Linked DNA regions of Homo sapiens: region 1 is linked to region 2. A link is an interaction called in ENCODE POLR2A ChIA-PET data of the cell type or tissue named here. Cell type or tissue: CD4-positive, alpha-beta T cell. All regions are shown on one strand. Each heading gives the region's core, and the rest is flanking DNA. Links, peaks and the distances in the headings are about the cores only.

Region 1 (8,340 bases), core at 80-8,079, 370 kb after region 2:
AGCCACAATATGTAATTATATACTTTCTCCTATTAACTATGTATTTTACTTTCCATATCTAAATTTTAATACAGCTAGAGTTCACCTTTTTCTTAAGGTGTGAAGTAGGGATCTTTTCTTTTAATCCATAAAAGGAGCGAATATTCTTAATACCATCAACTATAAAATTAATAATTTCTCCACTGATTTATGGTTCCATTTTTATATTTCAAATTTATGAAATCTGTTTTTGTCCCACTAGTCTATATGTTTGTTCCAATTCTTTCTAGTATAGTACTATATTTTTGTAGAATATTGAAACAGGATATTTTCATGACCCCTTCCCAGGCCTTGCGAAAGGGGTGTTTCACTTACTCAGCCCGCAGTGCTCCACCGCTCGTAGGAAGGGGAGCACATGTGAGCAGGTGCAGGAGCCAGGGTGAGTGCTTTTGGGTGCTGATAGGAGCAAAACTCCATGTGGGCCCTGTAGCAGTGACTGGGGGTCGTCCCTGCAACCTCTGAAGCCCCAGAAGGAGAGTTACAGTGCCCTTTTAGCTTTGCCATCTGTGGACTGCTTAAGAGTTAACAGCTCAGTGGAGGGTCAGTGTGGCAGCCTTTTGCACCCACACTTGAGGCACCCGAGTTCTCGTCTGGCATACAGGAGGAATGACGTTGCACAAATGAATTGAATTGAAGGTGGTAAATGCGGGGAATTTTATTGCCAATGAAAGTGGCTCTCAGTGGGTAGGGGAGCTGAAAAGGAGACAAAGTGGGAAGGTAATCTTCCATTGAAGTCCAGCTGTCCTTGGCTGGACTCCTCTCTGAAGCTACACTGTCAAGCTGTCCCTCTGAAGTCAAGCTGCTTCTCTCTGACTTCCAGCTGTAGTCTCTGACATTCAACTGCTTCTCCTCTCTCTACTGGCTGAGCCTGGAGTTTTTATGTGCACAGGATGGGGGACAGTGTGGGCCATGGGTGGTTTTTGAAAAGGCAATATTCAAGCAGGAAAACAGGGATGTAAGTTTTCATTTTGGGCTGCAGGTTCAGGCAGAATTTCTCTGCCTCCTGTCGCTATCAATATCTTTGCTTTGTAGAGAATCTCTGCTCTTCTTCACAGTTGTCTTAATTATCTGTGAATTTCTATTCTTCCCTATGTATTTCAGAATATTTTAAGTTGCTAAAACCTTTTGATATAAATTGTACTAAATGTATAGATGATTTTGAAAGACAATTAACGTCTTTGTGATGTTAAAATTTTCCATTCTTTTTTTTTTTTTTGAGATGGAGTCTTGTTCTGTTGCCCAGGCTGGAGTGCAGTGGCGTGATCTCGGCTCACTGCAACCTCCGCCTCCCAGGTTCAAGTGATTCTCCTGCCTCAGCCTCCCAAGTAGCTGGGACTACAGGTGTGTGCCACCACACCTGGCTAATTTTTGTATTTTTAGTAGAGACAGGGTTTCACCAAGTTGGCCAGGATGGTCTTGATCTCCTGACCTTGTGATCTGCCCACCTCAGCCTCCCAAAGTGCTGGGATTACAGGCATAAACCACCATGCCTGGCCCATTCTTAGTTTTTTTTGAGATGGAGTCTTGCTCTGTCACCCAGGCTGGAGTGCAATGGCGCGATCTCGGCTCATTGCAACCTCCGCCTCCTGGGTTCAAGCAATTCTCATGCTTTGGCCTCCCAAGTAGGACTACAGGTGCCTGCTACCACACCCAGCTAATTTTTGTATTTTTAGTAGAGATAGTGTTTCACTATATTGGCCAGGCTGGTCACTCCTGACCTCAAGTGATCTGCCCCCGTTCAGCTTCCCAAAGTGCTGGGATTACAGGCGTGAGCCACCGTGCCCACCCCAAATGTTCCATTCTCTAACATGACATGTCTTTCCATTTTTTCTAGTCTTTATGTATTTTATTAGAGTTTTAAAACTTTTCTTGTATATTCTTTGATAGGCTTATTTATATTGTTAAAATAGATAATTGGGATGTCATTAGGATGAGACCCTCTAATGCATGAGGTTCTTACCAGAGAAACCAAACCCCAACTCACTGTAAACTGTAAAATGAAACTTAGGCTAAACCAATCAGAAACTGTTAGCTAAACTTCTAACGGACTTTCCAACTTTAACCAATTAAATATTTTCTTTGTCTTGCTTTCATGAGCACCTTATAAAATTTCTCCTTTGTATCTTCTCAGTAGAGCACTGACCTGCTTATAGTCTGGTGTTGACTGATGAATCGCAGAATGCTCAAATAAACTCATTAAGATTTTAAGGTGTCTAAGTTTATCTTTTCTTTTCTTTTATTTATTTATTTATTTATTTTTTGAGACAGAGTCTTGCTCTGTTACCCTGGCTGGAGTGCAATGGCATGATCTTGGCTCACTGCAAACTCTGCCTCCCAGGCTCATGTGATTCTCATGCCTCAGTCTCCCGAGTAGCTGGGACCTGCAGGCTTGTGCCACCACACCTGGCTAATTTTTGTACTTTTAGTAGAGATGGGGTTTTACCATGTTGGCCAGGCTGGTCTTGAACTCCTGACCTCAAGTGATCCCCCCACCTCAGCCTCCCAATGTGCTGGGATTACAGGCATGAGCCACTGCACCTGGTGGTCGTGCCTATGTTTATCTTTCAATGCTATATAGTATAGATGGGATTTTTTTTTTTGCTGCTGCGAATGGTATCTCAGTTTATATTATATTTTCTACTTGGTAATATCTGATGTAGAGGAATGCTACTTATTTTCAAATATTTTAAAAGATTGCAACTGTGCTTATTTTTTTTAAATGATGTTCTGTTGAGTTTTCTATGCATATGATCACATCTGTCACCTGAATATAATGACAGCTTTGTCTCTTCTTTTCAAATCTTAAATCTTCATTTCTTATTGTCTTACTTCAGTGTCCACATTGACTAGGGGTGGGGATATTGTCCATCCTTGCCTCATCTGTAACTTTCAAGGCTTTGTGCCTTCATCAAGCATGGCATTTTTTATTGAGGTATAAGTTCCATGCAGTGAAATTCATAGATCTTCAGTAAACTCTGTACTCAGTTTGGTGGACACAGAGCATCTTCTTTACCTCAGAAAGTCCCCAGTGCTCCTTTACAGTTAATCTTTCTGCCCTCCAGAAGCAACCACCACCCTCATTTCTATCATTATTACGTTAGTTTTGCCTTTCTAGAGTTTCATGTAAATGGAATTACAGCAGAATGTACTTTGATGTGCCTGGTTGTTTTCCATCAGCATAGTATTTTTGAGAACCATCCCTGTTGTTACTTGCATCAGCAGTTTGTTCCTTTTCATCGCTTAGTAGTATTTCATTGTATGAATACACCACTGTTTGTTCCTTCTCCTTTGGATGAGCATCTGGATTGTTTCTACTTCAGTACTATTATGAATAAAGCTGCTATGAACATTATTATACAAAGCTTTTTTGTGGACATATGCTCTTATCTCTCTAGGAATGGAAATGTTGGGTCATAGTGTAGATGTATATTTAACTTTTTTTCTTTCTTTCTTTTTGTTTTTTTTTTTTTTTTTTTTGAGATGGACTCTTGCCATGTTACCAGGCTGGAGAGCAGTGGTGCAGTCTTGGCTTGCTGCAACCTCTGCCTCCAGGGTTCAAACAATTCTCCTGCCTCGGGTTCCCAAGTAGCTGGAATTACAGGCACATGCCACCATGCCCAGCTAATTTTCATGTTTTTAGTACAGAAGGGGTTTCACCACATTGGCCAGGTTGGTCTCGGACTCCTGACCCCAGGTGATCCGCCTGCCTCAGCCTCCCAATGTGCTGGGATTACAGGCATGGCCACCACGGCCTGGCCAACTTTTTAAGAAACCATTAGTTTTGATGTAGTGTGGGCAAAGCCTCAAATTGGGGCTTAGCCCAGGAGGGTTTGAGGCTTCGCCCAGGAAAGAATTCAAGGTTGAGCTGGTGGTATTCGCAACTTTTATTGAAGCAGCAGTGCACAGCAGCGGCAGAGGTACTGCTTCTTGCAGATCAGGGCTACCCCACAGGCAGTGTGCCCAGAGTAGCAGCTCAGAGGCCGTTCTGTGGTCATATTTAGACCCACTTTTAATTACATGCAAATTAAGGGGCAGAGTATGCAGAAATTTCTAGAAAAAGGGTGGTAACTTCTGGGTCGTTGGGTAGTTGTCATGGCAATGGTAAGCTGACATGGCACACTGGTGCGCATGTCTTATGGAAAGCTGCTTCCATTCTCTTTTAGCTACTCCTCAATTTGGGCTGGTGTCTGAGCTCTGCCTTCGGAGTTGAGTCCCACCTCCTACCTCAGTTTTCCAAAGCAATTATTTCATCTCACACTCCTACCAGCAATGTATGAGAGTTCTAATTGCTCTACATCTTCTCCAGCATTTAGTGTTATAAATCTTTTTCATTTTAACCATTCTATCAAGTATGTAGTGGTGCCTAATTGTTGTTTTATTTGCATTTCCTTGATGAATAATGATTTTAAGCACTTTTTCCATCTACCTATTGGCCATTTGTATATCTTCTTTTATAAAATGTCTGAGTTTTTGCCCATTTAAAAATTGTGGTTTTTTTTTTTAAATTACTGGGTTGCAAGAATTCTTTATATTTTATGGATGCAAGAATCTTCATTAGATATATGTGTTGTGAATATTTTCTCTTGGCAGCTTTCTTGTTTATTTTCTTGATGGTGGTTTCTGATGAAGAGAAGTTTTAAATTTTGATGAAGTCTAACTTATTAATCTTTTCTTTTATGATTTATGCTTTCTGGATCCTCCTTAAGAATTAACTGCTTACTCTGAGATCACAAAGATATTCTTCTAGCAGTTCTAGTAGCTTCATTATTATTTTAGCTCTTATGTTTAGGTCTGTGATCCATCAAGTTGGATTTTGTGTATAGTGTGAGACAACGGTTGATGTCCTTTATTTCCTATACGGATATTCAATTCTCTAAGCACCATTGGTTAAGGATATTTTCCTTTCCCCATCGAATTGTTTTGATACTTTTATTAAAAATCATTTGATTTTATGTGTATAAGTCTGTTTCTGTGACTCTCTATTTGATTCCAGTAGTTTATTTGACTATCCTTTCACTAATAGCCCATTATCTTTATTGCAGTTTTGTTTGTCTGAAAGTATCTTCATTTTGCCCTCATATTTTGAAGGGTATTTTTGCTAGATATAGAATATTTGCAGTTTTTTTCTTTGAGCATCTTAAAGATGTCATTCAATATCCTTCCAGCTTCTAAAGTTTTTGATGCAAAATCATCAAATCTTACTTTTTCTTCTTTGAAAGTCATGTGTCTTTATTCTCTAGTTGCTTTTAAGATTTGCCTTTTAGCTTTGGTGTTTGGCTTATTGACAAGGAAGTGCTTAGGTGTGGTTTTCTTTGTAATTATCTTGCTTGGGTTTGACCCAGCATCTTGAATCTGTACATTGATGTCTTCGATCAGTTTGGGAGGGTTCTTGATCATTAGCTCTTCCACTTTTGCTGCTGTCTTATTCTTTCTCTCCTCTGTTTGGGACTCCATTTACACATATATTCAAACTTTTGATTGTTTCTTGTATGTCTGATGTGCTCTGTTATTTCCATCCTTTTTTTCTCTGTGGGCTTCAGTTTGCATAATTTATATTCAAGCATGAACTTTTGAGTTCACTAATCCTGTCTAATGTTAAATCCATCCAAAGAATTTTTATTTTCAGATACTGTATTTTGCAGTTCCAGAAAGTCCATTTGCTATATTTATAGATTACAATTCTCTGACAAAGTTTTCTTTTTAACTATTTTGTTGCATTTTCAATTATCATATTTAAACATATTTGTAATAGTTATTTAAAATGTTTTTTCTGCCCTACAATATCTGAGTCATCTGTGGGTCTTTATTATCTTTTCATCTCCTGAGAAAGTGAGGTTATATTTTTCTGCCTTTTCACACAACTTATACATTTTTTTTTTTTTTTTGAGATGGAGTCTCGCTCTGTCGCCCAGGCTGGAGTGCAGTGACACGATCTCAGCTCACTGCAACCTCTGCCTCCTGGGTTCAAGCGATTCTCCTGCCTCAGCCTCCCAAGTAGCTGGGGTTACAGGCACATGCCACCACGCCTGGCTAATTTTTTGTGTTTTTGGTAGAGACGGGGTTTCACTGTGTTAGCCAGGATGGTCTCGATCTCCTGACCTGGTGATCTACCCACCTCGGCCTCCCAAAGTGCTGGGATTACAGGCATAAGCCACTGTGCCCGGCACGTTTTACCCTTTTCTTATTAGGCAGGTAAGGTAAGAGGCCAATCACAACAATATGATCAGAGAATAAACTAGATTGAGGTTGAATTGTAGTTCTGCTAGACTCAGTCTCTGGTTTGATGGAGAGCTTGTCAAGTCTACCTCCTCAGACATATCACACGACGGAACATTCATTTATGCCTCTTAGAGGTTTGAGCTTGGCTCTTTAGCTTCCCACTTAACACGACTTCAATTTTGGCAAATAGGAGAGCGGGACCAGCTGTGCGTTTGACACAAGTCCCCCTTCCTCTACAGATTGTTGTCTCCTAATTACTGTGAGGGTGGAAATTTTCACTTTGTTATTCTGTGTCCCTCCCACAGCCTTCCATGCCCCTCAGGCACTCGGCAAATGTTCCATGGGAAAAGCTGGCCATGCTTCAAGGGCTCTGTTCAATCTGAGACCCTACATCTTTAATTATGAGAAATAATTGGACATTGTGTCTTAAAATATTTTTCTGGTTATTTCTTTTTCTGAGACTCCTGTTAAATGGATGTAGGCCCTTATACTTTTATCATCCATATAACTTTTCTTTTTTTTTTTTGAGACAGAGTCTTGCTCTGTCACCCAGGCTGGACTGCAGTGGCACAGTCTCAGCTCACTGCAGCCTCTGCCTCCCGGGTTCAAGTCCCCCTGAGTAGCTGGGACTACAGGTGTACGCCACCATGCCCAGCTAATTTTTATATTCTTAGTAGAGATGGGGTTTTACCATGTTGTCCAGGCTGGTCTTGAACTCCTGACCTCAGGTGATCCACCCGCCTCAGCCTCCCAAAGTGCTGGGATTACAGGTGTGAGCCACCACAACGCCTGGCCCACTTTTCTTTATATTTTCTATTTTTAGACCTTTTCTGTTTTTTGTTTTGTTTTGTTTTGTTTTGTTTTGTTTTTGAGATGGAGTCTTGCTCTGTTGCCAGGCTGGAGTGTAGTGGCACAATCTCGGCTCACTTCAAACTCCGTTTCCCGGGTTCAAGTGATTCCCCTGCCTCTGCAGGCTCCCAAGTAGCTGGGGCTACAGGCACGTGCCACCACGCCTGGCTAATTTTTGTATTTTTAGTAGATGGGTTTTCACCATGTTGGCCAGGATGGTCTCGATCTCCTGATCGCGTGATCCACCCGCCTCAGCCTCCCAAAGTGCTGGGATTACAGGCATGAGTCACCTGGCCCCAATATTTTTGATTTTGGTGATTGTCTTCTGCCTGATCTTCCAACTCTCTAATTTATTTTTTGGCTGAATACATTCTGCTATTTACTCCATCTACTGAGTTATTTGTTGTAACGGTTATTAAATGTTGTCATTGCCAACATTTCTAGTTATTTTTAAATCATTGCTTATCTTGCTTGATATTTACAGTGTCCTCCCTTATGTCTTGGAGGATGTATATTGTCCTTATGGTAAATCCCTCTTCTGCCTAGTCTGTTCATACGACTTTTTAAAATTTTTTATTTTTTTGAGACAGAGTCTTGCTTTGTCACCCAGGCTGGAGTGCAGTGGTGCTACCTCGGCTCACTGCAAGCTCCACCTCCCAGGTTCATGCCATTCTCCTGCCTCAGCCTCCCAAGTAACTGGGACTACAGGCGCCTGCCACCACGCCCCACTAATTTTTTGTATTCTTTTAGTAGAGACGGGGTTTCACCGTATTAGCCAGGATGGTCTGAATCTCCTGACCTCGTGATCCGCCTGCCTCGGCCTCCCAAAGTGCTGGAATTACAGGCGTGAGCCACCACACCCGGCCCATACTACCCCTTTTGCTAGTCATTCATTTGGTGGTTGTTTTGGCTCTGAGTTCATCTTCCCTTAAAAGTGTCAGCTATCTTGGTGAATAATGTATACTCCGTGGGAAGGAGTGAGGTTAAAGACGGGGCTCCAGCTTTGGCTCCTCTAGGCAAAGGTATGAGGGGAGTGCCTCAGGGTGCAGAGCCTCTGGCAGCTATTCGCCATTTGCCACCTGTCCACAGACAAGCCAGAGTGAAGTGCCTCACCTTCCAGAGACCCTCTGCCCTAGTCGCTGCTCTTTTCCAAGAGCTGCCTCACTCTGCTTTGTCTTTTATCCCAACCAAGGGTAGAAGAGGAAGGAGAGGCTGCTCCATGGCTCCTGGCCA
Region 2 (8,340 bases), core at 67-8,066:
ATAAAAGGGAAAAAGTCAATTTTGTTTTTCCCTTGTGAGAGTCCTAAAATGCTTTCAAATTGTACTTTCCTAGGTAAAAATCAGGTTTATTCCCCCTACCCCAGCCTGAATTCTGGAAAACACTGAGTCTGAAGCACCTACTTCTAAAAACTACCTGTCTTCCCCTAGAGTTGCTGACTCCCCAGTTACCTCAAGAGCCCTCCTCAGACAGCTTTCCTCTGTTGTTTTATTCCCGGGCACAACCTGGAGCCTCTGGTCCCCAAGAGCAGCACCTGAGGGAAAGCCCCTTTTTTGTTCCTCAGGCCTTGAGAAGGGAAGGAAGGGTCAGCAGTGCTCAAGGGTCCCAGTCATGCCACCTGCTTGCTTGCATGTGGCCAGGACAAGGGATAGCTGGAAAGTAAAGGCACCCATTTTGTTGACCAGGATTTCTTTTCACCAGAGTAATGTTGAATAGCCCCACAAAGACTTTAGGGAGATCCTTGGGGACAGAAGACATTTCAATAGGCCACTAAGTGTTAATTAAGTAGTATTATTAAGTTCATGAAGCCTTTGTTTGGAGAAAAAAAGATTCCCAGTATTGTTAGTCAGCTTTGGCCTATTTGCCTGTTTGGTGGGGGTAGAGCTGGTTATCTTGATCTTAAACGTGCCATTTCTACAACCACTCCAAGGGAGTTCCTCAGAAAAGTTTATTCTCAGACTCTGGGCTTCTAATTTTATCTGTTTCCATCTCAGATGGATAATGAAGCCTCATAGAAAGTAGTACATGGAATCTCTGTCTTCATAGAAAGTAGTATGTGAAATCTGTGTGGAAATTTCAGATTCTTTAGCTAAACGCAGTTAATTGAATCCTTAGCCAGTGTGGGAAGGAAAGAGCCATTTATTCTCTTACATGCAGATGGGTATGTCTGAGTCCCCAGACTGGAAGCAGTAAAAGATGGTGCCATCAGCCAGTGGTTCATGCTTTTAGTACTAGATGGGACCATCAGAGTTCAATTCCATTTGCATTTATTTTAAGACATGAAAGCCGATTAAACAGCTACTTATTTATTTGGCCTAAATACCCATTAAATGCTTCATTCAGCAGTTTTAACAAAGGCAGAATGAATTAGGAATGTACTCGAAAAAGAAGGGACTTCTTTCTATCCTTTTAGCAGGACAAAATAGAAAATTTATGTGTTGGCTTATGGATTTATATTTTGTGACATATTCAAATAGATACTTGTAATAACTCATGTAATCCATGTTTATTATAGTAGAATTGGAAAATACAGATAAGCCAAAAGAAAAATATTATTTTAATCCTGACCACTCTTCCCTGCAAGATAATAACTGTTAACATTTTAGTGTATATTCCTTTTTTTCTATATATATGTAGACATATGCAAAAGAGTATCTTCATTTTTAAAAAACAACGTAAAAATCAATGGCTAATTGACCAGATCTAGCCAGCTGCCACCAAAAAACCAAGGGAGTGTTTGGATTGTATGGGAGGTGGGAAGGGGGTGACTTTGCTCTTAAACTGTGATTTGTGTGTGTTTGTGCAAGCATGTTAAGCATTTCTCTGTCTTGTGTTCATTCACAGCTGTGATTAGTGCCCATCCCATCCATTCCCTCGATAACCCTCACCATCATTTCCACTCCAGCAGCCTCGCTTCTCCAGCTCGCAGTCATCTCTACCACCCGGGCAGCCCATGGCCCATTGGCACATCCATGTCCCTTTCAGACAGGGCCAATTCCACAGGTGAGAGATGAGGATCAAGCCCAGATGGAAACCATTCCAAAAGAGTCGGCAAGCAGAAATGGGGAAGGACTTGCCCTACTTAGAAGAGGGATTTGGAATTTTTCTGTTTTATTTAACTTAGCATAACATTTCTGTGACTGACTCAAATTTGTTTCTGTAAAATTCACCCCATATTTCTACTTAAGTTTTAAACATTCAGTGCAAGGTTTTCTTTTAGTAAAAACAGTATCTCTAATCACATAAGCATCCCTTGTTCCATAAACTTGCACTTTAACTCAGTCTTTTTTCCAATTTCTTTCTTTTAATCCTCTAGTTTGAAAGGAAAACTCATCCTGGGTGATTTCAGACACTAGTGGTTGCCTTTGCCTGGCAGTCACTGTAACATTGGGTAGGTCCAAAGGTTAACTGTTACATACAGGTTACTTCCACCGTGGACCAAAGTGCAAACAACATCCAAGGAGCAGTGGGGCCACCAGCCACGAGGAGTTGTGTGTATTGTAAACCACAGGGTGCCTGATGTAAACCTCAGGATTATTAAAATTAGGAAGCGATGCACAGGAATAGATCCTCTCTGAAGAAACAGAAAATTACCTCTGAAGTGTATTTAAAGAAATACGTTGCTAGACAAACATGTCCCCAGTTTGGAAATCTTAGGAAACCGCATTATCAAACAGTTTTAAGGAGGAAAGAAATAGTGAAGGTGTGAGGACAGTAAGCGGCATAAATATTCTTCATTAATTGAAAATTAATTTTCATCCTCAGTTTTAAACGGCAAGCCTAGTAACTTCCCATATATTCAACATATTATTTTTCCACCATTTGAAACTTGCCTATTAATAGTTATTATGTTACTGATAGAACTGAGTTTTGCTGGTCTGGGGAATAAGGGAATTTCAAGTGAGTTCCATTTTAAAAGAACCTCAAAACTTTATGCTGGAAATTTGGGTTTCCAGTAATATCCCCATTCTTTTAAGTTTTTTGTTTTTCTTTGGTTTCTTTGTTTGTTTTTGAGACAGAGCCTCAGTCTGTTGCCCAGGCTGGAGTGCAGTGGTGCGATCTCGGCTCACTGTAACCTCCACCTCCTGGGTTCAAGCGATTCTCCTGCCTCAGCCTCCCAAGTAGCTGGGATTACAGGCACACACCACCACACCCAGCTGATTTTTGTATTCTTAGTAGAGACAGGGTTTCCCCATGTTGGCCAGGCTGGTCTCAAACTCCTGACCTCAAGTGATCCGCCTGCATTGGCCTCCCAAAGTGCTGAAATTACAGGCGTGAGCTACCGCGCCCGGTCCCCATTCTTTCAAGTTTTCATCAATCATAAACATACCCAAAACATCAAATGAAGCTTTATTAAGGGGTGCCTAATAATTTCCAACATTAGCTACTCCCAAAGCTATTACCTGATTTGGAGAATGCTGCTTGAACTCACATCTAAATTTGGCCTTCCAGGCTGAGCAGTGTGGCTCATGCCTGTAATTCTAGCACTTTGGGTGGCTGAGGCAGGAGGATCGCTTGAGCCCATGAGTTTGTGACCAGCCTGGGCAACAAGGCAAGATCCCGTCTCTACTAAATATTAAATATATATATATATATATGTAAAAATTTGGCCTTTCTACTATCTCCCTCCAAATCCCAATTTGGAGTTCTGCATTTAGGAAAGACGGTTTCCAAGATGGACAGTTACTCCAGCCAGCTGCATGGAGAGCCAAAGTCTGCCTTACAGACATAGTCTCAAATAGAACAGAGGACCAGAAAGCAGCCTCCACACCTGCTCTTAGAAAGGAGGTTTTGTGCCCAACCCTGTTTCTCCATCTTTAAGGCCAAGGAATCTCACATGCTAGGATGTGGTCCTGCCTGAGTGGATGGCAGGCACCTTCCAATCAAATCAGCCCCTTCCTCCTTCCTCCTGGGTTTGGGGATTGGAGAGAAGCATGGCAGCTCCTACCCAGCCCTCTCCCTTGTGATCTAGTATTGGTAAGCATTCCCTGCTCTACGGACCTAGGCAGAAAGTGAAGAGAGGGGGAAAGAATAATTTGCATTACTGAGAGAGGCCATGCTTTGATGACTAGTTGGATAATAGAAGGTAAAACTAAAGTGATAGACTTACTGAAGACTGATTTGAAATATAGAGCAAGTATCCAGAAATGATCAAAGTTCTTTTTCACGATTGTACTTTGCTAAGCTCCTGTGTCTCTGGAGCTCAGAGTGTTGCCACAGCTTGGTATATATGGGCTAAGCAGGGCCAGTCTCTGCTCTAAGGAGCATTCACTATGTCACCACCACTTGACATTGGAAAAGCACTTTCCTCTTGTCCAATCACTTGGCCAGTGTGAACTCTGTGTGTCTTAACTCTTTAAGAGGCAAGTCAGTCAGGAAGTAGCCCCCTTGCCAAAGCAGGAATTTTACTTACAGCATGGATTCTAAGCAGGCCAGTGATTTTGCACACTGTCAGGGAGCACCCTTCATGATAAAAGCAACGTGCCTGGGGCCCCCGGAGTTGTGCAAGGCAGCCCTGGTCTGTGGTAGCAGGCCTGGGTGCTGACTCATGTAGGCAACCCCATTTTCCTTTTTCACCTTTTGCGCCATCTCTTTGGCCCTCAGAAGCTTATATATCCAGTTACAGACCGTTGAGGCAGTCAGGAGAGGCCGGTTTGCCCAGAGCTGACCTAACATATCTGTCAGTACAGGCTGACATGGCCTGGACATGAGTCTACTGTTCTCTCTCCTCCTCCCTGCTACCCTTCCTAGCCAGCTCCTACCCTGCCCAGCTTCTCCCTGGCCCAGGATCACAGAGGGGGACCACCAGCTCCCCCGCCGTGGGGATGGCTAGCTTGAGCAAGCCTAAGAAGATCCTCAGCACACCCCTTTAAGGGGTGAGGAGTGACCTAAGCCTGGTAGGGCCAACATAGTTAGGCACACTTGGGAGGGTGTACGAGTCCCTCATCCATGGACCCAAGATCAGAGGTGCCACTCGTGACTGGTGTGGCCTGACTTCTCAGAGCCCAAGGGCACAGATTCACTGCTACTTCAGCAACAAAGGCAGGGAAATGTGTTGGATTTCTGCAGATTGCTCATGCTTTACAGTATCCCCATCTGCGGGGATACATTCCAAGACCCTCCCCCTCCCCCCGCAGTGGAGGCCTGAAGTCGCATATAGTACTGAACCCTTTATATCTGTTTTCTCCATCTGATAACCGAGACAGCTACTAAGTGACTCAAGGGCAGGTAGTGTACGCAGTCTGGATAGGCTGGACTAAGGGATGAGGCACATCCCCAGTGGAATGGCGTAAGATTTCATCATGCTACTCAGAACGGTGCAAAATGTAAAACTTATGAATTATTTATTTCTGGAATTTTTCATTTAAATTTTTGGACAGCAGTTGGCCACAGATAATTGAAATCATTGAAAGCAAAAGCATGGATAAGGGGGACTACTGTACTTGTTAAGGTTGAGGACTCCAGAAGTCAGAAGAGGCCTTCAGGCCACCTGGTACAGTCCATTGCCCTGAGCTGTGTCCCCATCCCTCTCCTCACAGGTGGGGAAGCTGGTCACCAGCTCATGCTGTTGGAAGGGTCTTCCTTATGTGGTCTCCCCGGGCCTTGGTGCTGCTTCTGCCCCACAGGGTGGGGGCAAGTGGTAGTCTGGGTGTGGAAAGGTGTGTGGTGGTCCAGAGCATGTGTGTGGAAGTCGGAAGGCAGGGATTCAGATTCCACCCTGCTAGTTCTTAACTGTGCAAATGGGCAATTTGCTTAACCTCCCAGTGCCTTCTGAGTTACTTTGAGGATCTAGTGAACTAATGAATGTAAAGCAGCTGGCATAGTGCTTGGCTTAAAGTAAGCACCCAGTAATTTACAAAGAAAAGAATCTTAATAGATAGATATTCAAGCACCGTGTTCAGCACTTTTCATACATCTCATTCAATCCTCAAAGAATTATGTGTTATTCTCCCTCTTTTGTAGATGAAGAAACTGAGACTCAGAGATATTCAGTGACTTTGTCAAATTCACCCAGCTAGTACACAAAGATTGGAGTCCAGGTCTGTCTGACTCCAGAGTCCGTGCTTTTCTACCCTGCTGTGCTGCCTTCCAGAACAACTCTGCCCCTTCTTATATTTTGAGATTGTTATCATGTTCTTCCTGAGCCTTCCCTTCTCCAGGCTAATCTACCCCCATTTCCTTCTCTGAATCAAAAATGCCCTTCATTTGGTGTGATCTGAAAGCTGTGTGCAGACCTCTGGGCTGCTCTGTTTGTTGTCCAATTCTCACTTGAGCTATGGGTTTTTTGCTGTGATGAGGCCATGCACAGTCCCTGGAGGCACGAAGGCCTGTGGCATTGGCCTCTCCTGCAGTGACCGCCAGGCCTTGTCAGCAGAGCTGGCTACTGTCAGGTACCCGGCCAGCCTTGGTGGTTAGCCATGGTTGTCTATGAAAGGCCACTGTCTAAGATTCCAGTGAGTGAAGTTTTTAATTTTCTTTTATACTTATTTATATCTTAATATCTTAGTCATCTCAGGAACCTTTACAAGTGCTTCATAATAAATAATGAGGAGAACTTTAAATCTACAAAATTGTGACCACTTAGCTGTGAGGTGAAAAACTGGAATAGCTGGTTGAGTACAAAATTGTTCGAGACTCCATTCTTATCCCTGGCAGTGGTGCTAATCCATGTTCTCTTGGACTAGCACTGATCGCAAGTGCTATTGAGCTGGTTTAGGGAACCCCTAGAAGTAGCCAAACTGTGGGACTGTCACATATTTAATGGCAAAAGAAATGCTAACATTTAGACTTTCCTGCTGTAGAATCCGTTCGAAATACCCCCAGCACTGACACCATGCCAGCCTCTTCGTCTCAAACATGCTGCACTGATCACCAGGACCCTGAAGGTGCTACCAGCTCCTCTTACTTGGCCAGCTCCCAAGAGGAAGATTCAGGCCAGAGTCTTCCCACTGCCCATGTTCGCCCTTCCCACCCATTGAAGAGCTTCGCCGTGCCAGCAATCCCGCCTCCAGGACCTCCCACCTATGATCCTGCATTGCCAAGCACACCATTACTGTCCCAGCAAGGTGAGTGAGGATGGCAGCACACCTGGAGGGAGCACACCTGGAGTGACCCTTTGGCTCAAGCTTGGGACAAAGCCACCCCTTCTTTGAAGTATAGCAAAGCAAATATCCTCCAAGCCTATCTTAGCAATTCTGTTAGCGTAGCAGTGTGCCATTGCCCCGCCCAGGAAGTTTATGGCCTCCCCTTTTCTGGGAACACTTACAAACCGGAGAATAATTTGCTGGGAACCAAGGGCTGACCTTTTGAATTGTGTTTTATGTGCAGCACCTTTGGTGGTAAGTCCAATGGCATGGGAATGGATAGCAGATCTAGTCTGCCCAGACCCCTGGAATCACCTCACTTCGTAAGGTCCCTGCAAACTAGAGAAGGGATCAGGGAGGCCAAGGCTTGGACTCATAGGGTGGTGAAAGCAGAAGTAACCTCAGAATAGGGAAAGGAATCCTGTGAAGGGAAAGTCATTTACCCAAATCCACACAGCTCAGTAACAGTCCCCTGACCTCAAAGGCATGCTTGCTTTCTGCTCTTCCAAATTGTTACCTATTCATTTGCTTTAGAATAAGCCAGTGGTTTTCAAAATTTCTGGTCTCAGTATCCCTTTATAGCTTAAAAGCTATTGAGCACCTAAAAGAGCTTTTCTTCATATGGGTTATATCTATCAATATTTACCATATTAAAATTAAAACTAAGAAATTTTTAAAGTATTTTATTCATTTAAAAAAGCAAGTATCTATCATGTTAAGATAAGTAGCATATTTTTATGAAAAACAACTATTTTCCTTTTTTTTTTTTTATTTGGGATGGAGTCTCGCTCTGTCACCCAGGCTGGAGTACAGTGGGGCAATCTCGGCTCACTGCAAGCTCCGACTCCCGGGTTCACGCCATTCTCCTGCCTTAGCCTCCCAAGCAGCTGGGACTACAGGTGCCCACCACCATGCGCAGCTAATTTTTTGTGTATTTAGTAGAGACGGGGTTTCACCACATTAGCCAGGATGGTCTTGATCTCCTGACCTCGTGATCCGCCCACCTCGGCCTCCCAAAGTGCTGGGAATATAGGCGTGAGCCACTGCGCCCAGCCGAAAAGCAACTATTTTCAAAACAAAAATATAGTGAGAAGAGTCGTTTTATTTTTTGCAGATCTCTTTAATGTCTGGCTTAATAGAAGACAGCTGGATTTTCCTATCTGCTTCTGCATTCAATCTGTTGCAATATGGTGTTTTGGTTGAAATATAAGAAGAAAATCTGGCCTAACAGATATGTAATTGGAAAAGGGAAGAGTATTTTTATAACCTTTTCAGATAATTGTGGATATTCTTTTTTGATACTACAGCAAAACTCAGCAAGTTGTAGTTTTTTAAAGGTTTGTTTGTAAAGTGAAATCTGAAACCTTATCTATGAAATATTCATACTTCATTCCATTGAAATTCATTCATCTGTCTTGCATTTAATGCATGATACTAAAATATCACACATCGGTCATTTAGAAAATATTGGTCCACTACATTATGCAAATTCTGCAAATAGTGATACATTTCATTATC

The links. ChIA-PET counts read pairs that join two places held together with the same protein. Peaks named below come from ENCODE experiments on the same cell type or tissue, not always from the same donor. Only the 100,000 strongest peaks of a DNase experiment are listed, where the experiment ranks them.
Region 1: POLR2A ChIA-PET joins it to region 2 with 5 read pairs; 2 of 35 experiments call an interaction of 5 or more read pairs at or near these places.

What each region holds. Positions count from the first base shown.
Region 1 is chr15:73,662,418-73,670,757 of GRCh38, forward strand. No RefSeq gene overlaps it. Among named protein-coding and RNA genes, the nearest start is that of CD276, 18 kb to the right of the region's middle. In CD4-positive, alpha-beta T cell, for the core only: no CTCF peak of the experiment used is centred there; no DNase peak of the experiment used is centred there; H3K27me3 peaks cover 890 bases.
Region 2 is chr15:73,291,808-73,300,147 of GRCh38, forward strand. It overlaps NEO1 (neogenin 1), which reads left to right. Exons shown (of 29, transcript NM_002499.4): 26 at 1,583-1,741; 27 at 6,541-6,804. MIR12135 (microRNA 12135) reads left to right here and starts at 8,103; the gene lies at 8,103-8,172. In CD4-positive, alpha-beta T cell, for the core only: no CTCF peak of the experiment used is centred there; a DNase peak (open chromatin) is centred at 4,274.